2 separate regions of the Mus musculus genome follow, and region 2 is linked to region 1. Evidence: chromatin loops called from intact Hi-C (ENCODE). Cell type or tissue: heart. All regions are shown on one strand. Links, peaks and the distances in the headings refer to the core of each region. The heading gives the core; the rest is flanking DNA.

Region 1 (15,904 bases), core at 3,142-11,141:
GACAGCTGGCATTTGAGGTAGGGTGGCCCCAGAGTGTGAGGGTACAGGGTCCTGTGGAGACTGGAAAGCAGGCAGCTGCTCTTTTCTGGTCCATGGTAACGAGGTCCTCAGGCCTGCGCCCCAAAGCCCGAAGGGTTCTGCTTCTGCCAGCGCCACAGATCTTCACCTGAGCAGACATGGATGGTCAGGACTTGCCTGAGGACGGCCCGAGCAGTTGCCCTTATAGCCGGTTCCGCCCTCTCCTGGGTTCCACAGACACTCACACATCCTGTCCAGCCCCAGGGCTGCTGTCCAGCCCAGCTCCTCATGGGCCAGGCTGGGGTTGGCATAACAGGCCGCCACATCACCTTCCCGCCGTGCCACCACCTTGTACGGGATCTGCAAAGGGGATAGTACACATACTTGGTTGACCAGGCCCCGGGCCTCAGGAACCACAACCAAGAGCTCTGTCATAGGCACCTAGCACTGAGGTTCAAGGTAGCGGCTGGAAGAGACGGCTGGACTGGAGAGCCCACTGTGTTTGTGGGTGGGGCCTACCTTCTTCCCTGAGGCTTTCTCCATGGCTTGGACCATCTGCAGGACAGAGTAGCCTGTGCCCGTGCCCAGGTTGTAGGTCTGCCCAAGAGAATGGAGTCTATCATTCACCCTGTGTGCCACCTTCACCCTGGATTCCAACCGTTTCCTCCCCGGCTCTTCTCTTGGCTCCCTACCCGGCAACCACATTGCTCCTTCAGCTTCTTCAAGGCTGCTATATGGCCCTTCGCCAGGTCCACCACGTGAATGTAATCCCTCACACCTGTGGGGGAATTGCTTCCATCGGAAGTTTGCCCCCCCCCCGCCCCCAACCCCTGTCCCCATCTCCCTCCTTGCCCTGACTCCTAGGCTCACCTGTCCCGTCCTCTGTAGCATAGTCATCACCAAAGACATTCAGGGCCTCTCGTCGCCCGATTGCCACCTACAGCAGAGGTCAGGTCAACTTCAAGGGCGCTGGCACCAGTGGTAATCTGTGTCCCGCTCCCCCAGAACTGCCCCCCCCTTACCTGGGAGACGTAGGGCATGAGGTTGTTGGGAATACCCTGAGGATCTTCACCGATGCGCCCAGAGGCGTGGGCGCCTATGGGATTGAAGTACCGAAGCAGCACGGCGTTCCAGGCCTGCGTGGTAAAGGTCAGACGGTGGGGCTGGGCCACTCGGAGGGAGTCCCAACTCATCCACAGCCATCTACCTCCCCATGTCTATTCTGTGGTCTCTACCAAGGAGCAACAGAGGGCACCTGCATACCAGCTGCCAAGACCTTGGGCAGAGAACACTGCCGCTTCTCGCTTCTCAGCCTCTGCCTCCTTGTGCTGAGAGTGCCCGGGGTGATCCTGGGCTCAAGGGGGCCAGGGAATGGAGCAAAGGTGGGGTGAGCGGTCCTCACCGTGTCTGCCCGGCACAGGTCCCGGATCATCTCCTCGATGAAGAACTTGGACTTGCCGTAGGGGTTGGTACAGCCCCCCGTGGGGTGGGCCTCATCCAGAGGCAGGTACTGGGGGTTCCCGTACACGGTGGCTGAGCTGCTGAACACCAGGTTCTTCACTCCGTGGGCCCTCATGATCTGGCCGTGGAGGGGAGGGTCAGTGGCCTGTGCCTCACGGGTAAGTCCCACTTGTTACCCCACCCTAGGAGGGTGGGGCTGAGGCGACGGGCATCAGTTACAGAGAGAGAAACAGGCTGGGGGGGTAAAGAAAGGCAGGTGTCCGAGATGGTACGGCTTGGGTCCTCTCTGACTCTCCCACGCAGGCCCTTACTGTGGCCAGCATGCCAGCCAGCCTGGGGCCCAGCTGGCGTCTGTGTCCCCGTCCTCTTACCTCTAGAAGCTGGATGGTCCCTGTTAAGTTAACTCTATAGTAGTCCAGAGGCTTCTGCACTGACTCGCCCACAGCCTTGAGGCCAGCAAAGTGGATGACGGCCTTAAAGCTGTGCTGCAGGGGGAAAGCCAGGGTCAGAGGATGCTGTGCCTGCATCCTTGGCGATGCTCCTCCTACCTGCCACGCTGGCCCCAAACTCACAAAGACTCCCAAGTGCTTGGTTTAAAGGCATGCTCTAAATGCCCCAGCTAGCACCTAGCTTCTTTTTTAAAAATGTACTTATTATTATATGTAAGTACACTGTAGCTGTCTTCAGATGCACCAGAAGAGGGCATTGTGAGCCACCATGTGGTGGCTGAGATTTGAACTCAGGACCTTCAGAAGAGCAGTCAGTGCTCTTACCCGCTGAGCCATCTCTCCAGCCCCAGTACATACCTTCTTAAAGAGGTGCTGTAGGGCTGCCTGGTCCAAGATGTCCATCTCCTCAAACTCCACAGAGCGGCCTGTCAACTCCTGGACCCGGCGCAGGCTCTCAGGCATGGAGTCTTCTCCTGGTGGTGGTGGTGGTGGTGGGGCACACGGTGTTCAATATTAGAGAATGGGGTCCTGTACCCAACCCCTCTAGAAACTGTTCACTGATTCGTACCCAGCTTCACTCACCACGAATGGCGTTATGGAAGTTGTCAATGACCACAGGTGAGTAGCCTGCCTCCAGCAGCTCCAATACCGTGTGGCTGCCGATGTAGCCAGCCCCACCTGTGACCAGCACCTTTTCCATGGCGCCTGCTTAGAAGACAGAGTTTCAGAGGTGGCCGAGGCTTCCTGCTCAGGGCCTCACTCCAACTGGATGCTCGACCCCTACCTTCATCTTGGAGGATGTAGGGGTGAGCCCTAGTTTAAGGAGAGGTTCCAGAATCAGCCCTGGGTCTAACTAGCTAACTACCAGTTTCTGGCTGTAGGGGCTGACGTTTTGAACTCTCTCTAGGGCACAGTTTTCACCTCTAGAACTAATTATTGTACACACCCCATGTATTAGGAGGGCCCAATGAAGCAGTTTAAAGGTCTGCCACCTGCATATGTAGGACATCAGACACACCATGCTGTCTAGTTCCTGTTGACAGAGGGTGGGAAGATGGGCCTTTTGAAGACCCACCCTTCCTGCCTCCATGTCTGGAGTATGGACAGTCTCGGGCAGAAGAACATCGCTTAAGAATGGGAGGCTAGGATACAGAAAAAGGGACCTGTCCCTGTAAACTGACACCTTTTCCCCGGAGCAAAAGGTTCCTGGGTTTGATGACTAACATCTAGTGCTCCAACAACCCTTCCCCTGGAAGGTCAGTTGGGAGGAAGCAGTAAGAACGCCAAATGGCCTCAAGGGTGGGGTCCTTAGCCAGGAAGGCTGTGCCCAGCTCAGAGGCTGCAGTGCCAACAGCCCTGGAGTGGGTAGGGCTTCACCCCACCCTGGGGCAGCCAATAGCTCAGCTTTGGCCCAGCTGACTTGGAGCCACAGATCCCGCCCAAGGAGGGCAGCACCAAGTGAGCCGGTGTCGACGTGGATTTGGCTCGCTCTCCGCTGCCAGGTGTGCATCCCCACCCTGAGCAAACTGCTGGGCGGACAGAGAGGCAGTCCACACAGTGAGGCCTTTCATTTTCACGACCTGGCTCGCTGCCGTCTTTCTCCGAGCTGCCTCAAGTTTCTGCTGGGGTTATTCTGCTGCAGCCCACTGGACGGGGCGTCCAGTGCGACCCAGAATCACTACCCCGCACTTGTGCGTTATTTTCCCAACATCTGGATGTGGCAGGTGTTTCTACCAGCCCTGGGTACTAGGGTCTGAGCCCAGAGGCAGTCGGCCTGGGGTCACACAGCAATAAGAACTGACTAAGGGGGATCCCCGAGACTATGCCCCGCGACTCCCTGCAGCTCCCGCATTGCGCGAAGACGCGGGGAGGCGGTCGCTGAGGGGACTCTGGTGGCAGAAAGGCTGCTCTGAGGTCGCTCCGCTCCGGACTAGGGGATGACCTTGGTCAGCGGTCCCCTCCTCAGTTTTCCCTGTCTGTACAAGGCAGGAGAGCGGATGCTGGGTCTCAGCAGCCTGGGCGAGGCGGAGCTTAGCTCTGGACTTCGGGTCTGGGCTGGGAGCAGGAGCGGGGAGCCGAGCCCCGAATGAATGGGCTCGGGTGGCCCCCGCTACGGTTGCGGAAAACGCGAGCAGAAGGGGTGAGCCTGGCCCTGTTCCGAACACGAACCGACCCTCTTGGAACCTCCTCGCTCCCCACCAAGCATTGGCCCTTCCGAGCTCACTAAGCCCTTCATTCTACCGGCCGAACCTGCGGAAGCTCCAGCGCTGACTCCAGGCACCGCCTCCCGCGACCAGCGCCGCGGCCCCTTTAAGACCTGACAGCCCAGCCCGACCCCGCCCCTCCACGCCCTCCAGGAAACGTGTGTACTGGGTTACTGCCTGGACGGCAACCCTGGAGGGACAAATGGTCTGCACAGGCTTTAAACGCCTGCGCAGTGCGCTTCCATCGAGGGCGGAAATGAGGGGTGCGGACGCCATCCGGTTACCGGCGGGCTGTTGAGGAGAAACAAGGTCGGGACTGGGCCCTTTCTAGTCCCTCCACTCAGAGCCACTGTTTGTGTCAAACCCTTGGTCGGGCAGCTCCAGTTGGAGGACATGGCTGGCCCGGGCTGCGTCCAAGTTCACGTGGGAAGAAACCCGCGATGGCGAAGGAACCTTGACATTCACAGTAGCAATTGCTGTGCCCATCGCTGAGCCGCTGCCTCCCTCCCCCAAAGCTGTGTTTGCGCACCTGCCCCCGTATAGGGACTCAAGACACTTTTGTCTCGGTTTAAGATACAAAGCGGGACCGGGCGGTGGTGGCACACGCCTTTAATCCCAGCATTCGGGAGGCTGCTCCTGCAGAGGCCCCGAGTCCTGTTTCTGGCACCCACATACCTACCGCCTCTCATTACATAGGATGCCATGCCCGCTTCTGACCTCCGTTGCACATACCATACATAGCTGGCATTCTCTCACAAATACATAAATGAAGCTAAATCTTTCCTGGTAGTACAGGTCTTCAGGCCCAGCAGAATTTCAGTGAGTTTATGAAAAGGGAAGCTGAAGATAGCTAGCGCGTGAATAAATAATAATAATAATAATAATAATAATACTGTCAAGTTGACCATTGTGGAAGTTTGTTATCTCACTGGAAGCAGATACAGATGGATCCCTGGGGTTCACTGGCCAGCCAGCCTAGTCTCCTTAGCTAGTTCCAGACCAGTAAGAGATCTATCTTCCTGATCTATCTTCCTGCTCTGGAAACAGGCACGTTCTCAGAAGCGAGTCCTAGGGTGTTCCCCACAGCAATGATTTCCAGTCAGTGGTCTGGGGGCTTGGGTGTGGCGATGGAAGAGATCCAAAGATGAACCAGCCACAAAACCTTCCCTCTTCCCTCAGAGCAATTTTACTCCTCCACCCATAAACACACGTTTGAATGTTATATTAGAAAATTAAACCTTTAATTACATAAGCTGTTTTCAAAAAAATCACACACAGAGTGGAGATTTCGTTGGCAGATGACCACAGATGCAGATCAACCCCCACCATTCCAGCAAATGCTCTGCTGGCATAAGGGGAAACTGCTCTCTGTCCTCAGAGGTAGAACAAAGGCCCTGCGGCGGTGGACATCAGCTCTGTTGGCAGGCAGACTCACCCAGGGCCATCCCAAGCAAGTGCTTAGGCACAGCTCTGGGGAGCTGGCCCAGGCCAGGCAGCTCTAGCCCTTATCATCAGGGACAGGGACCTCTGTGATGCCGGCTCATTTGCTCTCATTCCATCTCTTCATCCAGGAATCATTGTATACACCCAATTCCCTCCGTTCTGGTTCAGGCGAACGAGGGTCTCAGAGCTTGCAGGTGGCCTGTGCCACTTTGGAACTAGTTTTTCTGTTAAGGGCTTGACAGATGAAGTCCCCAGCTTCTAGAAGTTTCTGGAGGTTCACACCCTTGAAGAAGTAAGGAATAAAGTAAGGCAAACAGACCATAGACAGCTGTTGACATGGGAAGGGGAAGATGACAGCAAACAGGCCCCTCCTGCAACAGTTGTGACCACTGTCTGGGGCTGTCTCCAGCAGGCGGTTTGTGGAAGGGACCTTATTAGTGGTGTCCCATCTCCATGTTCAGGGTCCAGCCTGCCCCACAGGAACTGTGATGTCCATTCGTTGGCCTTTGTGTCTCTTTCCCTGTGCTGAGACTGTCCCCAGACCATTGCTAATGCTAGAGAAGGTCTCACCTACTAGACCACTCCCTCACCCAACTCGACTGTAACAGTAAGTCCAATCTGCTAGCCGGCCATTACTGAGTGCCAAGCACGCTACAGTTTCTTCTGATGCTACAGATTGGTCCAGGGTGTCTCCACTGACCTATGCTTCTGGCCATGCGTTTTCTTAATCCTGTGACAGTGGAGAGCACACGCACCGTTGTTACTCGGGTTTACAGAGATGAAATACTTGGAAGTCGAGCAGCCGGGGTGGAAGAGATCTGGGCTTTCAACCATCAGACCTCAAAGCTGAGATGTAGTGTGACCTCTGTGCCACCACCGAGGTCCCACAGAGTCCAGTGGAGCCCTGTGTGGCTAATTTCACAGTGTGCCCTTGTTCATAGAGAAAACAGTCTGGGGGAAGTGACTCACTGCAGGTCACAAAGCTGCCCCCTCTTAGGGCTCCTTCCACTTTCTGGGGGCCTCCTGCGACTGAAGTGTGGATGTCACCCTGGGATCTTGGCCTCCTATGCTCATGATCATATCCAAGCAGACCAACCTCTCTTCTGCCACGCTGCTTCCTCTCTGTTTCCTCTGCCGGAGACCTCTCTCTTCATTCCCTTTTTTGGTTGGCTCATTCTCACCCTTGGGGTCTTAATCTCCTCCCTCTAAGGCCACCAACAGAGCCTCTCCTGCTCAGGCCCTTGTCTACTGGTTATTAATACACACACCCCAGGCTGCTCTGTCAGGACTTCAAACCCCACAAGGGCTCCTACTCCAGATTGCTCACTCTCACCTCTCCTAGATAACTCTCAGAAACAGAAAGCTTCCACAAGCCCTGCTTAAGCTCCATCAACCCTAAGCATGCCGGGCACATCAGTCCATGGACTCTAGGTAAGCCCTGGGTAGTTGAGGGATGTCACCACCAGGGGGCAGGCTGGCTTACCGTGTGAATCCCTAAGCCATTCAGCATGTAGACCAGGTCCTCAGTAGCCAAGTTCCCTGATGCCCCTTTTGCATAGGGACAGCCTCCAAGTCCTGCCACAGAGGAGTCCACAACACTCACACCCATCTGGAAACATAAAGACGGTGAATGGCGGCTGTTGCCTGAGGAGCCGCCTCCTACACCTCCTGCCCCAATGTCAGAGGAACCCACTGAGGGTCAGAGCTTCTCTCCCTGGAACACAGTCTCCTCTGTGGCACTGCTCTCCCTGCTGGAGGACTTCCTCTACCCCTTTATGGTTGGCTCCTGACTCAATTTCACCCTTTGGGGCTCTCCTCAGAGAGGCTCGCTCCTCCGGGCCACCAGTCTAGCCCCTCCAGTCCCAGAGTGGTAGATCCTAGGTACAGCTCTTTTGGGGGGCTTTATTTTGAATAGTGTCAAAGAAATGAGAGGTTGGAGAATTCTCAGAAGGATTTGTAATGGGCCAGCAAGATGGCTCAGAGGGTAAAGGTGCTTGCCCCCAAACCCGATAACCTGAGGTTAATCCCCAGGCCTTACATGGTGGAAGGGAAGGACCAACTCTAAGTCTCTCAGTTATGTTCTGTGGGAAGCCATTCCCTTAACCTGTGTGTGCCGCCATCTGTGGCCTCATAGACATCTGCCTCAATACTTTATTAATAAATACGATGAAATGGTACTTCCCTGCCCCATGCCCTCTGGGAATATGGGCGCACGGCTTTCATTACCTGCAGGGCCACCAAGGTGTTGGCCAGAGCTTGACCATAGGTATCATGGCAGTGGACAGCCAATGCTGTCACAGGCACTTCATGCATGACAGCAGTCAGCATGTCTTTCATGAGTCCTGGGGTACCTACGCCGATGGTGTCCCCAAGGGAGATCTCATAGCAGCCCATCGAGTACAACTTCTTGGCAACCTGGAGAAGTAAGCAGATACTTAATAGAGGAGCCCAGAGCCACCAGCATGTGACACTGGGGCTCTGAAGCAGGGACTCTGCCCATCAGAGGCGCTGTGTTCCTCTTGGACTCTACCCCGACAGTTTCAGTGGAAGGGACCAGCATTACCCAGTGGCTGCAAGACTGCGCTCCAGAACCAGCCAGCACCTCCAGCAGCCCCAGCCTCAGCCCATTTCCTTCTTCCCCATGCTGACTGGAATCAGAAGCCCGTCCTCCAGAGGGAGGTGGATCTGTGATCTGTAGGTCTAAGGTACTAGTTTGATACTTCAGGAAACACAGGGACTATGTAACTCTTTGGAAGCTCATTTGCAATTGGCTGGCTCACTGCAAATCCTAAACTGCCAACTGCTCCCTCATCCCCATGCCTGGCCTGAATGACAAAGATGACCATCCTGATAAATGACCAGGTGATGTACCACCCTCCACCCCTGCCCATGTGCCTATCAGGTGACAGTAATGGCAGGGCCCTGAGCCCATGTTCCAGTCCGCACTCTGCTGTTCACTGGCTACCTGCTTTGGGAGGTATAGCTTCTGTGAGCTTCAATTTCTGCTTCTAGAGACTGGTGATGGGCTATAGGGAGGTAGCCATGGGGGTGGGGTGCACAGACCAGGGCACAGCAGCCACCCGCCATTCCTCTACCTGGATGCCACATGGTATTGGGGAGAAAGAAAAAGGATTCCATGGGACACAATGGGCTGAGACCCAATCTGCCATCTGTACCCAGGGTGGCGAGTGACTTACTTCCTCAACTATACATGGAAGAGCAGCATTAAGTCAGCAGCGGGGTTTTCTGGATGAAATGGCCCAGGTTCCTCACACTCAGTCCCTATGCTGGGTCTTCCTCCGTGGAGCCCGGGTTGCTAGTCAAGAGGATGAGTGCGCTCTCTAAGCTACTCCAGGGGAGCTGGGGTTCCTGGGGACTACCACACTGGAGATGACGCCTTAGCTGATGAGACTGGAAGCTGGGCTGGGGCTTTCAGGTGGGCTAGAGACCTGCCACGGAGGTAGCCTGTGGGGCAGCTGGGCTGGGCTCGCAGTATATGAGTGAGTGTGTGTTCTTCTGGGAAAGGGAGGGGAGCTGCGCCTGCGCCTGCGCGTGCAGGGTAGCAAGGAAGTTACCCTCACAAGACCTGGCCCCACTGCACACACCTCAGCAACTTTAGCCGGGGAGACCTTCCCCTCGTAGGGGCATCCGAGGGCACAGGAGACATACCTGTGAAAAAGGGGGAGGAACGCATCAGTGTCCCCATTGCCAATAGAAGGGCTGGTGACCATTTGACCCACATCCCTGGTGAGCCCACAGTAAACATGAAGCAGAGCAGGAGGCCCAGTGCTGGGTGAAAGGTCGGCTCTGCGTGGGGAAAAGGCTCTTTGCCCTACTTCTGGGCAGAAGCAGAGAGGACCGGCAGGGAAGGTGGGGCTTAGAGGCCACTGGACCGGAAGCAGGGCTGCAGGTGGCTGAGAATTCCCAAGAGGAACAAGGAAGCAGACTGGAGCTGAGTGTCTGGAGGGGGCGCCCCTTGGGGTGGGAGTGGGGGAACAGTATTCAGGTCAGTAATGCCAGCGTGAACACACAGGCTCCAGGGCCTGATGTCTCACCAGCTTTGATATTTACTGAGATGAAGAGGATGTGCCAGGCACTGGACACAGAGCAGTGGGAGGACCCTAACCTGCAGGAGCTCATTCAAGTCAGGAAGATGGTAAATATGACCTCAGTCACGTTAGGAGGGGAGAGAATTCCAGAAAGAGATGAGCTGTGAAGGGAGCAGTGGGGGATGGGGAGTTGTGGGGAGAGGCAGAGGCGGCTAGCATGGCAAGGGTTAGTGAGGCAGACCTCCCTGAGGGCATGGGGACTTCAGAGGGAAGATCTTCCAAAGGTGTGTTCCAGTCAGGGTCAGGGTCTGGCATGCTCGGGACAGAGCAAAGGACAGACTAAGGCCTGGGGACAGTCGGGGCAAGGAAGTATGACATGAGGCAGGAGGGGCGCCCAGACTGACTGTGACAATCATGTAGAGTCTGCTGTCACCACCTGTTGGCACTGGGGCAGCTTTAGTTATGCTGAGGGTGAAAATTCAAGCCTGCAATCCTAGCCCTTGGAAGGCAGAGGCAGGAGGATTGCCAACTTCCGTTACAAAATGAGTTCCTAGTCAACATGAACCTAAAGAATGAAATGGTACCCAGGCAGTGGTTCCCAGATGTACACCTTTGATCCCAGCCCTCAGGAGGCAAAGACAGATGGATCTGTGAGTTCCAGGCCAGCCTGGTCTACAGAGTGTGTTCTAGGATAGCCAGGGCTACACAGAGGCAACCAGTCTCAACAAACAAACAAAACCCTAAACAAAACACCTCATGGAAACAAAAATTCTATATATTAAAAAATGGAGCCGTGCGTCGTGGCACACACCTTTAGTGCCAGCACCTGAGAGGCAAACGCAGAGGCAGGTGGATCTCTGTGAGTTCCAGGCCAGCCAGGGTTACAGAGAAAGACCCTGCCTCAGTAAATAGATAAATAAAGCTTAAGAAATAAAATAAAGGGGCTGGAGAGATGGTTCAGCGGTTAAGAGCACTGACTGCTCTTCCAAAGGTCCTGAGTTCAAATCCCAGCAACCACATGGTGGCTCACAACCATCTGTAACGGGATCTGATGGCCTCTTCTGGGGTGTCTGAAGACAGTTACAGTGTACTTATGTATAATAATAAAGAAATCTTTCTTTTTTTTTTTTTTTTTTTTTTTTTTTTTTTTTTTTTTTGGTTTTTTGAGACAGGGTTTCTCTGTATAGCCCTGGCTGTTCTGGAACTCACTTTGTAGACCAGACTGGCCTCAAACTCAGAAATCCGCCTGCCTCTGCCTCTAAATAAATCTTTAAAATAAAACAATAAATAAAAAGAGATTCAGTAAATGTTTGCTGGATCAACATTTCCACAACCTCCGTGTGCGTTCCACCTGCATTTGCTGTTTAGTTCTTTCTCCAAACATTGCTAAGCAAGGAAAGGTGGTACAGGGGCACACCTCTGATCCTAGCAGTTGGGAGGCAGAGGCTGGGGATCTCTGTGAGGTCCAGGATAGCGGGCTACATAGCTACATAGTGATATCCTGTCTGGGGAGGGGGCGTGGGGAATTTACCAAGCCCGAGCACAGGCCTGGGAGCTGGGGGGCACACGACGGAGAACCAGCTTCCCTGTCCTCCACCTGCTCATCAGGTCTCTGTGCAGCCTTTGATGGGGCAGCATCACCCAGGGATGTGGGAAGTGGGCCTTCCCCAGGCCAGAGCACAGTGGTGAGGGAGGCTGAGGAGCTAAACAGCTTAGTGTTTCAGGGCAACGGAAGACTTTGGCCCCCAAGGAGGGGCGCTGTCTCCTGCTGAGAGACAAAGAAAAGCAAGAGGAGCTGATGTGCAAGGAGGACCCTGCAGGAGCTGAGAGGCAGAGCAGAGGAGAAGCACTGTGCCTGTGGGGAGCGAGTGCAAAGGCCCTGGGACAGGGGCAGGGGCAGAGGGAGAAGGATGGGCAGGGACAGAGGGAGAGACAGGGGCAGGGGCAGAGGGAGAGACAGGGGCAGGGGCAGGGACAGAGGGAGAGACAGGGGCAGGGGCAGGGGCAGAGGCAGAGGCAGAGGCAGAGGGAGAGGCAGAGGGAGAGAGAGAGAGAGAGAGAGAGAGAGAGAGAGAGAGAGAGAGAGAGAGAGAGAGAGAGAGAGAGAGAACGCTGCAGAGGGCAGAGATGCCGCACACAGAGCCCTGAAAATCACAGTGAGAGCGATCACTCAGCGTGGACATAGCTCAGTGGTAGCAGACTCACGTGTTACAAAACCTCATCGGGGCTGGGCTTCATGCCCAGCACGGCATTCTGCTGTTTGTCTGTCTGTGCTTGTTTGTTTTGAGACACGTTTAAAGCCACAGGCTACCAGTTCCCATGCTGCCGGGCCTGGCTTCCCAGCAGGGTTGGGCATGGTGGCACACAACATTCCAGACTTAAGGCAGGGTCAGCTGGATGTCTGTGAGTTCCAGGCTGGCTTGACCTACACTTGGTCAGTCAACACTGTATGTCTGAGAGAAAGCCCGGCTCATCTGACCACATGCACTTGGAGAAAGGTTCCCAGGAGTAGAGCTTGGGACACCCAGCCCGAGGGAGAGAGACCGACCGGCAGGTGGGGGAATCCACCTACACTCTACAAGGGTCCCGAGAAAGGGGCTCACTCACCCTCTCACAGAGATGCTGGCGGCCTGGGCCGCCTGCATGACTCCAGCAAAGCGCTGGAAACTCTCCTCTATAGAGCAGTTCGCGTTCTTCCGGGTGAAGAGCTCAGACACAGCACCGAAGACGCTCACTTCCTTGGCACCCGCAGCTACCTGCCAATACCCAGTGAATACCTTTAGCACTTTGCTCCTGGAGAAAGTGGTCACTGGCAAAAATATTTTTTATGGCAAGTTTTACAGTTTTATAACTTTCATAGGCTGAACATACATACATACATACATACACATATACATATATACACTTTAGGAAATAAGGTGGGGCAGGCAAGATGGCTCAGCAGGCAAAAGGTATATACCATCAAGCCTAATGATATGAGTTCAATTCCCCAGGACCCACATGGTAGGAAGGAGAGAATCAAATCACACAAGTAAATAAATTAAATAATAATAAACAAAACATGTGGACGTCCCAGTCCCTAGTTCCCCAGACCATGTTACCTACTTGGGAACAGGGTCATTGAAAATGTAGCTGGATAAATTAGACCACACCGGAGCAGAGTATCCCTAACCCAGAATGACTGGTGTCCTTCAAAGATGGCTGTGTGAAGTACTGAGACATGAAAGGCCACGTGAGGTGGAGGCAGGCACTGGAGTGAGGCACGTACAAACCCAGCAATAGCAAGGCTAACCGCGCATCCCTAGTTACTACAGGATACGTGGCTCTCTGGAGGCCTCAGACGCAGCCAACACTCCTGACCTCTGGAACGTGAGGCAGCAGAGCAATTCTGTGATGGCTTGCACTACTTTCTCAAGCAGCCCTCGGAACTGCTTATACCTCAAAACAGAGCACACCTTTCATCCCAGCACTCAGGAGGCAGAGGCAGGTGGATGTCCGTGAGTCCGAGGCCAGCCTGGTCTACAGAGGGAGTTCTAGCACAGCCAGGGCTACACAGAGAAACCTTGTCTCAAAAACAAAACAAAACAAAACAAAACCCAAAACCCAAAAAACTAACAACCAAAACAAAAACAAGGCTGGAGAGCAGCGCTGGGCTGAAGTGTTCCCCTCGTGAGCATGAGGCTCTCCATCTGAGATACCAGACACCCATCAAGTCTGCCACTGTAAACCTGGGTGTGTGTGTGGGGGGGGGTCACTCATGAAATAAGTTTATGTCAAATCACACCATCAACCTCTCCAGAAGCTAACTACTGTCCCCACACAGCTGCTAACTACTGTCCCCACACGGCTGCTGACTACTGTCTGCAATTCCAGTTCCAAGGATCTTATGCCCTCTTGTGGTCTCTGCAGGTACTGCATGCACAGGGCACTGCATGCACAGGGCACAAACAAAACAAACAAAACAACAACAACAACAACAACAAAAACCGCTATAGTACACATAAAGTAAAAACTAAAACAACAACAACAACAACAACAACAAAACCAAAGTGGGTGATCCCAGGCCTTGGTGTTTTTTTTTTTATCAGGCCTTGTCTCTCAGCTATTACTAAACATTGATTATGGGAGCATCCACTTAGTGGTAAAGTGCTGCTATCGTTCGTGGCTCAGAGGCAGAACTGACTGAGGTTAAGCAATTCATCAAGACAACAGAGGAGTGAGTGACAGGGCTGAACTCCCCCCTCCCCCAAACCCTCCAGCCCCACCCCCAGCCCCAGTCTGATGGTATTCAGCCCCACTGGTGGCAGGCTGTTCAGAGGGACATCCCAGGACAAGGCAGGGACTGGTAACCATCAGTCTCTCTCAGGGGCCTCGCCAGTCAACCTCTTACCGCTTCCTCAAAGCCTTTCATGTTTGGAGTCAGGACTGGGTAGTTGATGCCGGGAAACTTCTGAATGCCCTTCAAGACGTCAGAGTGGTCAGCCATCTGGGAGCCGAAGAAGCCAAGAGCTCAGCGGGAGAAAAAACCTCCTCACTACTGAATCTTTTGTCTCCAATACTTTTCTTTTATTATTATTATTATTATTATTATTATTATTATTATTATTATTTATTTATTTATTTATTATATGTAAGTACACTGTAGCTGTCTTCAGACACTCCAGAAGAGGGTGTCAGATCTCATTACAGATGGTTGTGAGCCACCATGTGGTTGCTGGGATTTGAACTTCGGACCTTTGGAAGAGCAGTCGGGTGCTCTTACCCACTGAGCCATCTCACCAGCCCCTCCAATACTTTTCTTATCTGCCTGACCAGAGAGGGGTCAGGGGACATCCTGGTCAGCGTGATCTTGGCAGCTCCTGTGTCAGTACTGCCACCTCTGAGGTACCTGCAGTCACAAGCCACTTACCAAGAACCTTCTCTGGTGGGGCCCTGGGCGCCACTCCTTCTGCATTGCCTGGTGCTATCAAAGGGATTGTTTGCTATGAAACAGCAATTCTGGGATGGTTTGTATATGCTCGGCCCAGGGAGTGGTGCTGTTAAAAGGTGTGGCCCTGTTGGAATAGGTGTGTCACTATGGGTGTGGTCTATAAGACCCTCATTCTAGCTGCCTGGAAGTCAATATTCTGTTAGCAGCCTTCAGATGAAGATGTAGAACTCTCAGCTCCTCCTGCACCATGCCTGCCTGGATGCTGCCATGCTCCTGCCTTGATGATAATGAACTGACCCTCTGAACCTGTAAGCCAGCCCCAATGAAATGTTGTCCTTTATAAGAGTTGCCTTGGGCCAGGCAGTGGTGCTGCACGCCTTTAATCCCAGCACTTGGGAGGCAGAGGCAGGCGGATTTCTGGGTTCGAGGCCAGCCTGGTCTACAAAGTGAGTTCCAGGATAGCCAGAGCTATACAGAGAAACCTTATCTCAAAAAACCAAAACCAAAAAAAAAAAAAAAAAAAAAAAGAGTTGCCTTGGTCATGGTGTCTGTTCATAGCAGCAAAACCCTAACTAAGACAAATTTTCGCTCTCCCCTTTACAAACACAGATAGTGCAGATCACCAGCATCCTATATTCTCAGAGCTAGGAGAGACCTCAGAGGCCATCTCTAACTGAAGAGGGCAAAGGCCTCACTAAGCAAGAGCTCCAGTAAGCCAGGTCAGAGCCCAGAATGAATCAAAGCCCATGGCTCCCAGGTCGAGTTCTTCCCATGCTACACAGTGCTCAGATTCACCTGAGAGCCCTCAAGCCAGGGACATGGAAAGCTACGCTTCCAGAGGCTACAAGAGCAAATGGGACACTTCCCTCCCTCCCTCCCACCTGGAACAGGCTCCTCCCACCTGGAAGAGGCTCCTCCCAGAGCCTGGGCTCACCTGTGGCACCCACTTGGGAGAAACAAAGCTGGTGGCCTCGATCACGGGGAGCCCTGCTTCGGAAAGCATGTCGATCAGCCTGATCTTCACTGGGGTGGGTACAATACTCTGTGGTAGACAGAAACCCAGAAAAGGAAGTCAGCCACACTGGTAACGAAAGGCAGCCGTGGTCGTTGGCCAGCGCCTCAGCCCAAGCCTAGGCTCCTCACTGACTTCAGCCACTAACGCGAGCTTACACGTGGTCTCCAAGCTCTACGACCCGTGTCTCCTGGCACAGAAGCCTGCTCACTCGAGGCGTTCATATTTACACGGAAGCCCCCTTTTCTCCCTATGCAGACGCATCCATAGTTCAGTGTGTTAGTCTAGGACCCCATCATTAACTGAGAACCATGTGCCTTGGCTGGAGATGAATCACC
Region 2 (15,904 bases), core at 2,880-10,879, 94 kb before region 1:
TATTATTGAAATAACATTTCCCTGTGCACCCCTAGCTGTTCTGAAACTCAATCTGTAAACCAGGTTGGCCTTGAATTCACCTGCCTCTGCTCCCCGCTCCCCGCCCCTGAGAGCTGGGATTAAAGGCATGCCCAGCTCTGACTCCTTATTTTTAATTTTACTAAAAACTGTTCTAAGATTCCTGGTTGAGAAATCTTCACATGTATCCTAGATCACTAAACTAGAAACAATTACTAATGAAGCAATTTTTTTAGATTTATTTATTTTATGTGTGTGTGTACACTGTAGCTGTCTTCAGACACACCAGAAGAGGGCATCAGATCCCATTAGAGATGGTTGTGAGCCACCATCTGGTTGCTGGGAATTGAACTCAGGCCCTCTGAAAGAGCAGTCAGTGCTCTTAACTTCTGAGCCATCTCTCTAGCCCAAAAGAATTATTTTTGAATTTTCTGATGCATATTGTCCAGCAGCCCTGGAGAATATTAGAAGAGCAACCAGTGGTTAAGTTTGTTGGGTTGCCGGGCAGTGGTGGTACATGCCTTTAATCCCAGCACTTGGGAGGCAGAGGCAGGCGGATTTCTGAGTTTGAGGCCAGCCTGGTCTACAGAGTGAGCTCCAGGACAGCCAGGGCTACACAGAGAAACCCTGTCTTGAAAAACCAAAAAAGGGGCTGGTGAGATGGCTCAGTGAGTAAGAGCACCCGACTGCTCTTCTGAAGGTCTGGAGTTCAAATCCCAGCAACCACATGGTGGCTCACAACCATCCTAACGAGATCTGACTCCCTCTTCTGGAGTGTCTGAAGACAGCTACAGTGTACTTACATATAAATAAATAAATCTTAAAAAAAAAAAGTTTGTTGGGTTACTCTGTGTGTGTGTGTGTTTTGTGTTGAGCACTGTCCTTGGTGCTGAGATGTGGGCGGTACCCATGGTGTCACTGAGAAGAGAGCTGATGGTTATCAGATTTCAAAGAAGCTCAGTAGACAAAACCACAAGCATAGCTCAGAGATTTTTGTTTTGTTTTGTTTTGTTTCTGAGACAGTGTTTCTCTGTATAGCCCTGGCTGTCCTGGAACTCACTCTGTAGACCAGGCTGGCCTCGAACTCAGAAATCCACCTGCCTCTGCCTCCCTAGTGCTGGGATTAAAGGCGAGCAACACCACGCCCAGCTAGCTCAGAGATCTTAACTGGTTCTTACTGGCGATGTCAGAATGGAACAAATGCCTCACTTGTCAATCAGGATGAGAGTTCCGGTGAGTGGCTCATTGAACTCTGTAGTGGAATAGGCAGCAGGAGGCAGAAACTGGTTTGTTCTCTGTCCAGCTTTTGAAGAAATCACGAAAGAGGGAGAGAGTGATAAAGGAGGGAGGGAAAGAGGAGGAGGAGAAAGAGAGAGTGCATTTTAGCAAATCCCGAAAGAAAGCAGCTTAGATAGGTGGTTCTCAACCTGTAGGTCGTGACCTGTGATGGTCAAATGTCCTTTTCACAGGGGTCTTGTATCAGATACCCTGTATGTCAGATCGTTGCATTATTATTCGTAACTAGCAAATTTGCAGTGTCTTAGGGTTTTACTGCTGAGAACAAAGTGTCTTAGGGTTTTACTGCTGAGAACAGACACCATGACTAAGGCAACTCTTATAAGAACAACATTTAATTGGGGCTGGCTTACAAGTTCCGAGATGCAGTCCATTATCATCAAGACAGGAACATGGCAGCATCCAGACAGGCATGGTGCAGGAGGAGCTGAGAGTTCTACATCTTTATCTGAAGGCTGCTAGCAGAATACTGGCTTCCAGGCAGCTAGGATGAGGATCTTAAAGTCCATGCTCACAGTGACACACACACCTACTCCAACAGGGCCACACCTTCTAATAGTGCCACTTTCTGGACTGAGCATATACAAACCATCACATGAAGTAAAAACAAAATAATTTTATGGTTGGGGGGGTCACTGCAACATGAGGGACTGTATTAAACGGTCACACATTAGGAAGATTGAGAATCACTGGCTTAGGTTTACGTGCCATAATGAAGATGTCAGTTCTGTTTTCATTTGATAAGGTAAGCAACTTAGAGATGGTCAAAGCTGGACCTGGTGGCTCAGGTCTGACTCCAGCTCTCTTGAAGCCTGAGGCAGGGGGGTTGGTTTAAGTTCAAGGCTAGCATGAGTTACAGTCTCAAACAAACAATTTAAAAGGAATAACCTAGTGTTTGGTTTTGTGTGTCTTTGTGATTCAACCTAAGATCTTGTACATGCTAGGCGAGCTCTCTACCACCGGGCTGTATCCCCGACTTTTTAATAAATTATCTGTGGTATGCATTCATGTATATATTAATTTTTTCTATTTTATTTTATGTGCTTGATTATCTTGCCTGCATGTATGTCGTTGTACTATTTGCATGCCCACAACATTGGATCCCCCAGAAACAGTTGTGGGCTACCATGTGAATGCTGGGAATTGAACCCATGTCCTTTGGAGGGAGAGCAATCATTCTTAACCACTGAGCCATCTCTCCAGCCCGTCCTTCTTGTATTTTGAGAGGGTCTTGCTGTGTTGACCAGTCTGGCCTTGAGTGGACAATACTACTACTTCCAGAGAGTAGGAAAGCAAGCCTGGGGTAGAAGGCCTGTTCTTGTGTCTTTTTTTTTTTTTTAAGATTTATTTATTTATTATATGTAAGTACACTGTAGCTGTCTTCAGACACTCCAGAAGAGGGAGTCAGATCTCGTTACGGATGGTTGTGAGCCACCATGTGGTTGCTGGGATTTGAACTCCTGACCTTCAGAAGAGCAGTCGGGTGCTCTTACCCACTGAGCCATCTCACCAGCCCCTGTTCTTGTGTCTTGAACAGTTATTAGGTATCTGTTCTAGAGCCGTGGTTTTCAACCTTCCTAAGGTTTCGACCCTTTAATATACTTCCCCCTATTGTGGTGACCCACAGCTATAAAACCATTTTTGTTGCTACTTCATAACTGTAAGTTTGCTGCTGTTATGAATCATAATATAAATATCAGTTTTACAATCATCTTAGACAATGAAAGGGTTGTTCAAATCCCAAAGGGGTTGAGACCCGTAGGTTGAGAAACACTGTTCTAGAGGCTAAACAAACACACACATCGTGTTAGCTTTTGGCCATTGTACAAGATGTCAGGGTTTAGGCCCAACTCCAGAGAAGTTCCTGTGACATCGGAGACTTCATTTATCCATCTCAAAGATGGAGTTGATGCTGACCTCCTAGTCTGGTGTAGATCTGTGCAGTCGCAGAGAGACAAGTGTGTTGTCAAGTTCATTGTCCTAATGAAGGAGCCCCTCTCAGTTCTACCCTCGTGAAGTGGGCAGCCTAGGGCTTGGCTCAGAGGAGTTGGTTTCATTATCATCTTCTGACTTGGTGCTTAGCCAGTCGCTGGGTGGTACGCAGTCCACTTCTGACCCTCAATTGTTCTCTTCAGGGAACAGGAAGTAATACTCTTTTTATTACAAGTCTGAGTTTTTGTTATTGTTGGTTTTTGTTTTTGTTTTTGTTTTTTTGTTTTGTTTTCTTTTTTTGAGACAGGGTTTCTCTGTATAGCCCTGGCTGTCCTGGAACTCAATTTGTAGACCAGGCTGGCCTCGAACTCAGAAATCTGCCTGCCTCTGCCTCCCGAGTGCTGGGATTAAAGGCATGTGAATTGCTCTGTAACTCAGAATCTGCAGGTCTCTGTCTCATGTGTGCAGAGATTAAAGGCATGTACCACCATACCTGTACCTAAACTTTTCTTTTACCTGGAACTTGCTCTGTAGACCAGGCTGACCTTGAACTCAGAGATCTGATTGCCTCTATTTCCTGAATGCTGGGATGAAAGGCATGTGCCATCATGCCTGGACCAAAGCTTTTCTTTAATTCTTTTTCACAAGATGGAAGCTTAGCTGGGTGGGATCCTGCCCTGGGGTCACCACTACCTTAATATCTTTAATCTGGTTTTCTCCTTGAACACAAAATTTAGCTCCACTTGACTTCCTCGTCATCCTTTAACCTTTGAGCCATACATTTTGTATTTTTCCTTTCCATGCTTGCTACACTTGGTCAAAACACTCTTTATGAGAGTGAACTACAGGACAGAATCTATTTTAGACTTTTTTGAGATTTTTCTTTCTCAATGCAATTAATCTAAATCTCTTCAATTTAGCCAGGTAGACTATTCAGACAAGGGCAAAAAGCAGCTATATTCTTCACCAAATTATCACAAGAACAGTCTCTATGCCACATACTAAAATTCTTCTCCTCTGAAACCTGTTGAGCCAGGCCACCACAGTTGAAATTACCCTCAGTACCACAGTGGTCTTCCATGTTTCTACTAGTATGGCCTACTAAACCCCACTTGAAGCATTCCACTGTTTTCAAAAGTCGCAAAATCCATATTCCTCAAAACAAAGCATGGTCAGGCCTATCATAGCAATGCCTCAGCCTTGCACCAACTTCTCTCTTAGCTATGATTTTATTGCTGTGAAGAGACACCATGACCAAGGCAACTCTTATAAAGGCAAACATTTAATTGGGGTTGGCTGTTAGCAAACATTTCCAGTCTTGGGGAATAACTCTATTATGGGTAGTCCGGTGACTATTTAACACAAGGGGAATGCACTCTACATGAAAGGATAGCATCTTTATAAAGCCTCAGATCTATCATTTCTATAGGGCACCACATTATCTCATCATAATCGTGATCAGCATCATTAGCAGGCATGTGCTGCACAATTACAATCAGAAAACCGGTGGTGATTTTGTAATTCCAGGTCCCTCCTCTGGCAGGGTACTTGGCTCAAGACTAACCCTTCCTCTTAAAACATGGTCTCCTGCTTCTCCTGGCTCCTTGCTCCACCCAGGGTCTTTGGGGACTTGAGACCCGAAGTGAAAAGAAGTGAAAGGCACAGGGTGGAGCCAGGCTCTGCCTTCATGCCCAGCTGGCTTCCCTCTTTCATCCCATGAGAAGCTCTGGCTGTGAGTCACCAGGTCTGAGTCTTTCTGTTCCCCCTTTTCCAGTGCTACTGGCTTTTCAAGAGCTCCTGTCTCTACCTGGAGCCCTTTCAGTTGCACAGGCAATGTTGCAACCCTTTCAAAAATGAGAGAACAGAATGATCCTTCTGGTTTCCCCATTTCATTCTTTTTTTTTTTTTTTTTCTGTTTCTCAGATCCCTCCATATCCACTCACAACTTTTCCCATTGCTCAGCCATTCTCCCAATCCTCTTTGAAATAGAATACAGGGAGAAGATGAAGAAGAAGGAGAAGGAGAGGAGGAGGATGAGGAGGAGGAGGATGAGGAGGAGGAGGAGGAGGAGGAAATAGAAATTCCCCTCTGGGAGCAGTGTGGGAGAGAACCCAGAGCCAGCAGCAGTAAACTTTTTGGTAATGTCCTGAAGCAGAACTCTCATTTCTTCTTCCCTTGCCACCACTTCTCCTATGGCATTAGGAATCCTCTCTCTCTCTCTCTCTCTCTCTCTCTCTCTCTCTCTCTCTCTTCTCTCTCTCTCTCTCTTCTCTCTCTTCTCTCTCTCTCTCTCTCTCTCTCTCTCTCTCTCTCTCTTTGGTTTTTTTTATTTTTTTTTTGAGACAGGGTTTCTCTGTGTAGACCAGGCTGGTCTCAAACTCGGAAATTCACCTTCCCCTGCCTCCCAAGTGCTGGGATTAAAGGCAAGTGCCACCACGCCTGGCCCCATGTGTCTCATTCTGCTCTGTGTTAGGGGTCACTCATAACTGGATTTTTTGGCTTCTTTATTGGGTTCTATTATCTGTTGCAGCAGCAACGGGGAGCAACAACATGGGGAGCAGCAGCTGTCACAGGCCCTCTTGGGCCCCTTGCATTTAAGCTTTCTGAAGTGTCCCCAGAATTCAAAACATAAACATCTACAGCTTGTGAAAATCACACCCCTTCTAGAGCATAAAAGAAATCATAGTTATTGGGCATGGATAATCTGAAACAGCCCCATGTCCCCCACCTGGGATCAAAACAAGAACATAATCACATAACATAACTGGGCTTTAAAAAAACAAACTAGTCGGTCATGGTGGTGCACACCTTTAATCCCAGCACTCGGGAGGCAGAGGCAGGCGGATTTCTGAGTTCGAGGCCAGCCTGGTCTACAAAGTGAGTTCCAGGACAGCCAGGGCTACACAGAGAAACCCTGTCTTGAAAAATACCAAAAACAAAACAAACAAACAAACAAACTGAAATTCTCATTATGTGTAGGTTTGAAAGGTTGGAAATGCTGGGGGGCTTCTGGCCTCCCTGTGTGGGTTAGAGAAGGGTACTGGGGGCAGCAGGAAGGAGAGGGCAGGCCCTTTTTCTACCGAAGGCGTCTGTGTTCTTCTTTGCCCATGCATTCATGTTAGAGAAACTGACTGACTCAAGGAAGGCCAGCATCTGCCTGGGATGTGGATCTTGGTGGTCCTCATCCTTGAGTTCAGCTTCTGAGGATTCAATGTAACCCTGGAAGGGGGCGTGTCCTATAGTCTGTAACTGATGATCTCTTCTCAGAAGCATCTGTAAGCCATTGTCAGATCTCTCTCTCTCTCTCTCTCTCTCTCTCTCTCTCTCTCTCACCTCTGATGTCCTTTTTCTTTTTAGCTACCATGTCTAATACTTCTTTTGGAAGGTGGGTGTTGCTTGGATGTTGTAGGCTTGACTTAATTATAAAAGTAACAACTTACATACTTCACTGAATTACACAGTAACCCATGACACAGAAGTAGCTGTTTTACACAAGGGGAAAACAGACAGAAGTAATTTTAATTAGTAACTAGCTAGTTGGATCAAACCCACACCTGCCTGTATTCACAGCTCAGGACTCTTATTTTCAAAATTTACTTTTTATTTATTAGTTTATCTGTATTTAAGTTTTTCCTGCACATATGTCCTTGTAAGTGTGTGCCTGGGGTCCTCAGAAGGAAGACAAGGGCATCAGACTGGAACAGCTGATTTAAGCCACTACTCTGATTTGTATACTTGTTAACATAGTTACAAAGTAAAGGGTCTAGAATCTGTATGGTTTCTTTTTATCTTCGCACTTATTTTATGTATGAGTACTCTATCTGCATGTACACCTGCATACCAGAAGAGGGCATCAGATCCCATTACAGATGTCTGTGAGCTACCATGTGGTTGTTGATAATTGAACTCAGGACCTTGGGAAGAGCTGTCAAGTGCTCTTAACTACTGCGCTGTCTCTCCAGCCTCAGCTGATTTTTTTGTTTTTGTTTTTGTTTTTGTTTTTCGAGACAGGGTTTCTCAGTCTAACCTTGGCTGTCCTGGAACTCACTCTGTAGACCAGAATTCAGAAATCCACCTGCCTCTGCCTCCCAAGTGCTGGGATTGAAGGCGTGCGCCACCACTGCCTGGCGTCTCAGCTTATTTATTTATAAAAATTATTTTATTTATATGGGTGTTTTGCCTGTATGCACACATGGCCTGATGCCTGTAGATGCCAGAAGAGGGATCTGTCTCCCTGGAACTGGAGGCACAACCAGTTTTGAAATACCGTGTTCATGCCGGGAATTTTGTTCTTAACTGTAAAGCCTTCTCTCTAGCCCTTTGCTCAACTGATTTAATGGACTTTGGGCAGTGACATCACTCAAGAACCACCAGGTTCTGAGACTGTTCTTGGAGTCATGGACTCAAGAACATACCAGCATCGGACAACCCACGACCTAGTCTTTTGCCCAAGATGACTGCAGTTTCGAGGACAGTCCACTAGAGGTGGCAGCGCCACGACAGCTATGCCTCTCTTTCCCCCTCTCCCCTCGTTTGTCTGCCTAGAAGAAAAGCCCGCCTCCTGACCCATAAGGCCACGGGGCCGGAAGTCTCCCTCTCTCTTCCTGTTCTCCACCATGGCGGTGAGTAGGCGAGAGTTGGCTTTGCCTCGCTTTCATCCGTCTCCATCCGCAGTCGGCGGAGCCCAGGGCGGCTGTCTCGCGGGTGGCCGGAGGAGGACGGAGCCCGCGAGGCTGTTGGCATTAAGCCCGGCGGGACTGGGCGGCCGTGGGGCACCCCCGCCGCATCGCCGCCCATCCTAAGAATGGGGCTCAGGTCTGCAGCCCCGAGGGCCCAGACGCAGTGTCTGGGGGCTGCCGGAAGTGCGAGCGCGACGTGCGGAGGTCCACGGCGGGGCCAAGGGGACACTTGCAGCTTGTGTGGTGCTGGGGAGTTTCTGCGAGTCCTACTCGCAGGACCCGTGCTAGCTTGGGAAGGGGGACGGCATGGCGCAGAGGCCGGTACTTCCTGTAGTTTTGATTAGGGTTACATTGTATACTTTCTACGATCTCTAGTGTCTGTTCCCTACTCGTGGATCCGCTTGGGATTCAGGCTCTCTCTCTGTGTTCGTTCTCTTCCAAACGCGGAGACCTTGGTGGTCCCGAGGGCTTAGGCGGGATCCGGGACGATAGAAGTCAGAGCGGAGAAGACCTTGGCTGTTTCTCGTCTCTGACGGGGCGGGAGGGTGTTGATGGCTGTGTCCCTCTTCGCAGCAAGATCAAGGGGAAAAGGAGAACCCCATGCGGGAACTGCGCATCCGCAAGCTCTGCCTCAATATCTGCGTCGGGGAGAGCGGAGACAGACTGACCCGGGCAGCCAAGGTGTTGGAGCAGCTCACAGGCCAGACCCCGGTGTTCTCCAAAGGTGAGTGGCGGTGGGCTGACCAGAGAGGAGTGGATCTGGAAAGCTTGCTTCATCTGACCGGAGCACGGGTGCAAATGGACTTATAACGTGAGCTGTCGTGGGCCTGGTTGACAGCTAAGAACAGGGTTAATACCGTACACTGTTGGCATGAGGTCCTATCCATGCTTTTATTTGTATTTGTGTGTGTGTGCATGGGTACTCTGTTTGCATGCATGCCCACATGACAGAAGAGGGAATCAGATCCCGTTTCTGTTGGTTGTGAACAACCGTGTAGGTCCTCAGAACCTGTTAAACCTCTGAGCCATCTTTCCAACACCCCCCCACCAGTGCTTCTTAACTTCTGGCTCTGCCTCAACTCACTTAAAATGAATTGTGATTCCCTTGTTTGGCCACATGACAGGAGTTACCTTGCTAGAAACATGGAGTCTGTTGCTAGTGTGGTTGTGGGTGGTCTGTGATTGGGTTTGGATACTGTTTCTTAGGACCACAGTCAGCATTTTGAAAACACTGGCTTTTGTCAGTTTTAGTCTCCCAATTAGAGCATAATCATTGGTTGGGCCTGATAGCCCACAACTGTAACCCCATTACCCAGGCTGAAGCAGGAGGATTGCTGCCAGTTCAAGGCCAGCCTGGGCTACATTTGAGATTTTTCTCTCTCAAGGAATGTAACAGTCTTGCTAACCTGTGTCTGTTACTATGGCCATGCTGTTTGAGGTTCTTAGTATGGCTGGGTAAATTAGAGATGGAAAGCTCTGTTTTCTGTGTTGTGGACGATGTTGACTGACACGCTAGATGCCGTGCAATGGAAATAAGACATTACCTGCCTCTTGTGTCCCCGTCCTGCAGCTAGATACACTGTCAGGTCCTTTGGCATCCGGAGAAATGAGAAGATTGCTGTTCACTGCACAGTCCGCGGAGCCAAGGCAGAGGAAATTCTGGAGAAAGGCCTGAAGGTGAGGCTGGTGGGGTGGAGGCTGCTGCATTGTCAGAGATGGGCTATATATACACACATACAGTGCCTTGGCGTTTCAGAGATGACTGTTCCTGGATTTCTGTCCTTGGGATTTTCTCTGCTCTTTGGAAGTGGGGATCGTTTGATGGCATTTGTAGCTGGGGCATGACTTGGTTAGGGGAGGGATACCTGTGCTCCTAGCTAGGACTCACAGAGTTTTGGTTTTGCTCTGGGCCTACTGGGTGTTGATCTGAGCTCATGTTGGGCTACTTGAACATGATGGATAGCATGGTCACTTCTGTGTCCATTCAGGTGCGGGAGTATGAGTTGCGGAAAAATAACTTCTCGGATACTGGAAACTTTGGTTTTGGAATTCAAGAACACATTGACCTGGGCATCAAATACGACCCAAGCATTGGGATCTACGGCCTGGACTTCTATGTGGTATGTGGACTTCTCAGTCCCAAGCTGCCTGTGGGGAGAGGTGGCTCCTCTGTCGACGTCCACACATGCTGTCCTGCTGTTGGGATGGGGAGCTGGGTTGAAGTCTCGTGTCTTGTCTGCCTGTGTGTCCCCCTCAGAAAAGGGCCTTGTAGCAAGTGTAGAGGTTCCGGGGTTTATTCCCTGCCGTTGCAAAGCTCTCTGGGTCATCCTGGGCTGCATTTGCCCTTCGAATTTGCTTCCCTGTCTCCACTCATCTCCTTAGCCTGGGGCACAGGAGTTCTGTGAGGAAGTCATGGAAATGTGGGGGGTGCAGACTGCTCAAATGGGGATTGTCATGTGGGAATGGCCGTTATCATAGTGGAAAGCGCTTTGGGGGGGTATGCTGCTTTTGGCGACTTAAATTTTTCCACATTGCACATGTAAGTTTTTGTTTTGAGGCAGGGTCTTTGATTTACAGCCTAAGCTGGCCTTGAACTCCCTGCATGTATATCTGCACCATGTGTGTGCCTGGTGCCTGTGGAGGCCAGAAGAGAGAGGACAAGGGAATCACATACTGGAATTGGGACTGGAGTTACAAGGATAGAGACCAGTTGAGGAGGAAGCCTGCGGGGCATGTGTGTGTACTGCCTGGTGTGTTGTCTGGGTAGCTAATGACAGTTCTGTCCAGCTGAGGTACTAGTCTTGATGACTTGAAGGTCAGTCTGTAAAGTGTGAGTCTTGTCTGTTCACTGTTGAGCCAACTCTGAGCTGGCTGGGTGACTGTTGGTTATTCTGGCACAGGTGCTGGGTAGGCCAGGGTTCAGCATCGCAGACAAGAAGCGCAGAACAGGCTGCATTGGGGCCAAACACAGAATCAGCAAGGAGGAGGCCATGCGCTGGTTCCAGCAGAAGGTAAAGCCGATTGTCCCACGTGAGCTGGTGCTCTGTGGTGCTGGGGACTGGTGTTGGGATGGGAGCTCTGCAGGTACAGTGCTGTTTGGTGGGTAGCTTGTATAAAGATGGAATATCTGGGCATTTTGGTAAATGCCTCCTAGGGTTGGTGTTTGAAAAGGTCTTGAGTGTAGGTATCTGGAGTCAGAATTCTCAGACGTTAGTCTTTGTTGCAGTTCTTGCTCTGACCTTGTTCTGAAAACATGCAATTTCTTCTCTTTCAGTACGATGGAATCATCCTTCCTGGAAAATAAACTTGATCCAAAAAGCTAATAAAATTTTCTCAGAAATGCATGTTACAGTTGTGTGTTTGTGAAAGGCGCGTGGCCTCATTCAGATCCTGGGACCACAAGCACTTAAAGAAAGCCTCGATGAGAATTGCTGGTGGCGGCGGCAGCCTGCGTCCTGGACTCCAGTGTCTCCCCACAGCTGAGACTGAGCATTGAGTGCCCTGTGGGTGGGCTGTGGTGCAGAGGTCCTTTAAGTGGGTTTTGAGAGGTATTGGGTTGGTTAGGGTTTGGATTTGGTTGTAATTAAGGGCTGGGACAATGTCCCAGTCCCAGCAGGTGTCCCTTGTTTGTGACTTGGTGTGTGGTGAAGGGACCACAGCTTCTGGTGTGGTGGTAAAGACTATTTTGGCTTTGTTCATAGTTGAGTTGCATTTAAAATGACACAGTTGGGAGGGAGGCCTTGTTAGGAAGGAAGTCTCACAGGCAAATTGTCGGATTAGTCCTCCCTTGATTAGCTATGGTAACCTGGAGCAGATCTGTCTCTTTCACGGAAGCAATCATCAGACAACTACTAGGCGTGTGAGCACTTGAATTTTTTTTTGTGTGTTTTGTTCGTGGAATCCTAACACATTAAAACTTGGCTTGTTTTGGTGTGAAGAATCCTGTCACTAGTGATCAAAGCCATTATTTTGGGGACTGTGTAAGTGGCACAGTAGGTAACAGTGTGAGCTTGAGACCTAAATTCAAATTTAATCGCCATTACTCATAAAGGGTTCTTGCCAGCCAGCCTAGCCTAATGGGGAGTACCACGTCCTGGTGTGATGTTCTGCCAGAAACTAGGTTGCTGCCTTCCATGGAGCAAACACACACAAGCCACCATTTATTTAAGCTGTTTCCATCTGTGTGTTCAACACTTGTTTTGAGATGGTCTCTCATCTCTGACTGTCCTATCTTTGGTGTGTCCAAGAACTCCTTGGTCACACCAGGATGCAGAATCCTGGCCCTCTGCCTCCTAAGCCCCTCTGCTTAGGGGCTAAAGGCACACAGGGCCATGCCCAACTCTCTTAAATTTACTTTAATTCAACTTTGTGTGTGCTTGGATGTTTTGCATGTGGGCCTGTACTTGCTACCAGTGAAGGCCAGAGTAAGGCAGATGGCATCTGACCCACCCACAACTGGGTTGCACCATGACTGCCACAGGGATGTTGGGAATCAAACCTGATTTCTGCAAGAACAGCAAGAGTGCTCAAAACCAGCCATCCCTCCAGCCTCTTGTTTGCCTATTTATTGAAAGCTCAGAAAGTGAGCGGTTTAGTTTTCAGACAGTGTTAACTTTTCCTGTCCCCCTCAGCCCCCAAGCTAGAGTCTCCTGTCAACTAGAGTGGCTTGGAACTAGCTGTGACTAGCCTCTGCCTCCTGGGTGCTGGGATCTGAGTGTGCCACCACACCCAGCTCACACAGTGCCAGGCCAGCAGTCAGCCAGGGGAGCTATAGCTGCAGCCTCACGCTCTGAATTAGGTAATTGAGTAAACCTGTTGAAAGCGCCTAAGCTAGCTTGGAGCCTGTACTGTACTGTACAGAAGGCACACAGTGAATTTAAGCATTCCAGAAGCTAGGGTGTGTCAGGTCCCTGTACTACCAAAGGTTCTCAGCATGTGGGTCATGGTCCCTTCATAGGGGCCACATTTTCTACGTGCCAGATATATACAATCTATAACTGGCAAAATTACACACCGGTTAGCAACGGGAATAAATTTATGATTGGGAGTCAGCACAAGAGCAGGTTGAAGCATTAGGAAGCCCAACAACCTCTGCTACTATCCCTAGACTCAGCGTAGAAGGGAGGCTTGGTGTAGGAAGCAGGCCGGAACTCGCTTTCAAATGACAGGGTTTTGGGGTGTTCGTTTCTCAAGCTGGTTTTTCTGTAGGTCAGGCTGGCCTTGAACTCAGGGTCACCTGCCTCTGCTTTCCTACATTGGGTACTGCTGTATTGTATGCAACTGGGGTGGCTTTAATGTTTTATTAGTTATGCTTCTGGGGTGAAGGGTGTTTGACAACCATCTGACAAGTGCTGGGAGTCCTGACAGAACTGGTGGATTTTGTGGGTTTTTTTAATTTTCATTCTTTTTCTTTTTTTTTTAATTGTGTACACTGTAGCTGTCTCCAGACACCAGAAGAGGGCATCGGATCTCGTTACAGGTAGTTGTGAGCCACCATGTGCTTGTTGATAATTGAGTTCAGGACCTCTGGAAAAGCAGCCAGTGCTCTTAACCGCTGAGCCATCCAAGCTTAAGCTGTCTTTATTAAGATCATAAAACTGCCCGGGATTCTGGCTCAATGGAAACTGTTGGGAGTTAGAAGGTGAAACTAGATTTTAGTCCTGCCTCTCAACTCTCAGTGTGATATTGAAGAGGTCATGGCCCATCCAGGAGAGTGGCTAGACAATGAGTAGACAGACAGGATCTCCTGGGATCTCGGGTCCCCCTCAGGCCAGCATGAAAACTGGTGTTTATGTTCTTCCACACCCTGATGCTAGAGCAGTGTCCAGAGTGAGTGTGTAAGCACACTTGACTTTGTTATGTGGTTATTTTTTCCAGCTTAGTCATGAAAAGTTGACAATCAAGCATGGTCAGTCTTAGATAAGACATCTGTCCCAGCAGCAGACTTAGAAACGCCAGGCTCCCTTAGTGAGGGTTACAGGCCTGAAGAGAGCTGAGAACCCAGCTCAGCTCCTGTCCTGGTCCTGCAGAGACAGGAATGCCAGGTCAGTGGTTTGCAGTTGAGCTGCATTCCCAGCTGTAAGGATGTCAGCAATGTGCTATAAGCCCAGAGTCAAGCATCCTGCCATCAAGGGAAATCCCGTGTCTGCTATGCATGAGCAGCGTTAAGGGTCGGTTAAGGATGGGAGCTGGGGAAGCCGTGAGGTCAAAGGGCAAGAATGAAGGTAAGTTGTCTAGGGCTCTACTTCCCAGTGTGAGGTGGGGAAGGAATATGTCAGTCAGCATATCTGCGGCCCTCACAACTGAAGTCTTTTCTTCCCATCTTTCAGTGGGCTCTGGGAGTGGAGCTCAAATCAGCCTTACTACGCAAGCACCTTTACCCACTGACCCATTGCTAGCCCCATCCAGATATCTCTTAAAAGATGTGAAAAATGAAATATAATGATTCATTGTACTAGATGAATAATTTAGACACAATCTCATTAAGTGACAGGGTCTTTTCCCGGTGAAGATACTAAAAACGCTGATGTCTTCTAGTATTTTTTTGCATGTGTGTGTGTGTGTTTGCTTGGCTTTGATTTTTTTTGTTTTGCTTTGTTGTTTTTATGTGCCTTTTTATCTGATGTGACATATTGCTATGTAAAGCGAGCATGTGGCTCCTCCTGTCCTTGCTTGCCTCTGAGCTCTGGAGTTACAGCTACAACTAGGCACTTTATTAACAGTGTTCGGTTTTTTTTTTTGTTTGTTTGTTTTTTTTGAGACAGGGTTTCTCTGTGTAGCCCTGGCTGTCCTGGAACTCACTTTGTAGACCAGGCTGGCCTCGAACTCAGAAATCCGCCTGCTTCTGCCTCCCAAGTGCTGGGACTAAAGGCGTGCGCTACCACCGCCCGGCTCGGGTTTGTTTTTAAAACATAGTTGAGAGAATGAGGAATAGTGAGCTTTCATCTTGAAGCGGCTACGTATTGCTACCTCCACCCTGGCTGGAGAAACCCCAGGGACCAGTCAGTGGGTATCTCAGCCATTAGATGGTGTGGGGAGAACAGAAAGCAGGGACATTTGTAAGCCTCTTGCTGACCCTGCTGCCCTTGCTAGCAGGGCTACAGGCAAGCCTCTGTGGGCCTCTGGAGAGGATTTGGCTTCTTTCCTGTAACCGTGGGCTGGCTCATCCCACCTTCAGTGAAACCTAGTGCTGATGGGCTCCAGGCAACCTTTGGGTGAAGCTCCAAAGTGAATCCTAAAGAGTTAAGGGCCCAGAAAGTACCTACAAACAGTTGTAAACTGCCAGCCACTGGAGACCTGGTGGTGCCTGGGGGTACAGAGCTACTTGGAGAGCACTTGTTATGGAAACCATAGAGTAGTTGTCAGAGGGGAATCTGGCCCAGGGGCACCACAAGGACTGAACTTGGCTCCTGAAGGGACAAGGGCAGTTAGCTGACTTGCCACAGCAGACCAGTGTGAACAGAAAGGATGTGTTTGTACCAGTCAAGGACCGCTGTGCAGCCTAGCCCTGGAGTGTTAACATATTTATAACTAAATACTGATAAAGTCAGTAGAACCTTGAAAGAAGCTGGAAAGCTAAGGCAGTCAACAGTTTCACTCTGGAGGAAGTTACTGTCCCTCCCTGTTTTCCTGAATGCTGCTTTTGATAGCGTAACTAATCCTTTGACTACCATGGTGACCACCATCAAAAGTCCTGCTTTTCAGTTTTAGGCAGTCCCACTGTGGGGCCCAAACTGGCCTAGAACTCAAAGTGGTCCTGCATCATCAGCCCCCTGAGTTGCTGGGGTTACGGGCCTGAGCCATCACCTCTTCCTAGAAATACAGTGGTGTTCATGTTGTCTTTGAGTCAGTTCTGCTCAGATGCAACACCTGGTTTGACCTACGAGCACAGGTAGTTTAAGCATCTGGAGCCCCTGGTGTGGGAGTGAGTGACTGCGCATGGCCCTGACAGGTACACAGGCATATTTCCTTTGTCAGCT

What was found. Peaks named below come from ENCODE experiments on the same cell type or tissue, not always from the same donor. Only the 100,000 strongest peaks of a DNase experiment are listed, where the experiment ranks them.
Region 2: it touches region 1 in a loop (2.5-fold over the local background); 9 of 42 quality-filtered maps call a loop at or near these places.

What each region holds. Positions count from the first base shown.
Region 1 is chr4:135,952,063-135,967,966 of GRCm38, reverse strand. It overlaps Hmgcl (3-hydroxy-3-methylglutaryl-Coenzyme A lyase), which reads right to left. Exons shown (of 9, transcript NM_008254.3): 3 at 15,489-15,596; 4 at 14,015-14,110; 5 at 12,232-12,380; 6 at 9,181-9,244; 7 at 7,802-7,990; 8 at 7,059-7,184; 9 at 5,299-5,858. The coding sequence ends at 5,757. It overlaps Gale (galactose-4-epimerase, UDP), which reads right to left and starts at 4,242. Exons shown (of 11, transcript NM_001356493.1): 1 at 4,179-4,242; 2 at 2,511-2,633; 3 at 2,286-2,401; 4 at 1,851-1,964; 5 at 1,421-1,597; 6 at 1,041-1,154; 7 at 889-955; 8 at 711-796; 9 at 538-615; 10 at 264-378; 11 at 1-166. The coding sequence starts at 2,628. The coding sequence ends at 108. In heart, for the core only: CTCF peaks have their summits at 6,828 and 7,034 (motif pointing right); DNase peaks (open chromatin) are centred at 3,336, 4,336, 5,586, 7,096 and 2 weaker places; H3K4me3 peaks cover 2,245 bases; H3K27ac peaks cover 2,566 bases.
Region 2 is chr4:136,045,312-136,061,215 of GRCm38, reverse strand. Rpl11 (ribosomal protein L11) reads left to right here and starts at 7,823. Exons shown (of 6, transcript NM_025919.3): 1 at 7,823-7,868; 2 at 8,499-8,649; 3 at 9,496-9,602; 4 at 9,914-10,045; 5 at 10,826-10,936; 6 at 11,200-11,862. The coding sequence starts at 7,863. The coding sequence ends at 11,229. In heart, for the core only: a CTCF peak has its summit at 7,728; DNase peaks (open chromatin) are centred at 7,805 and 8,525; H3K4me3 peaks cover 3,243 bases; H3K27ac peaks cover 2,179 bases.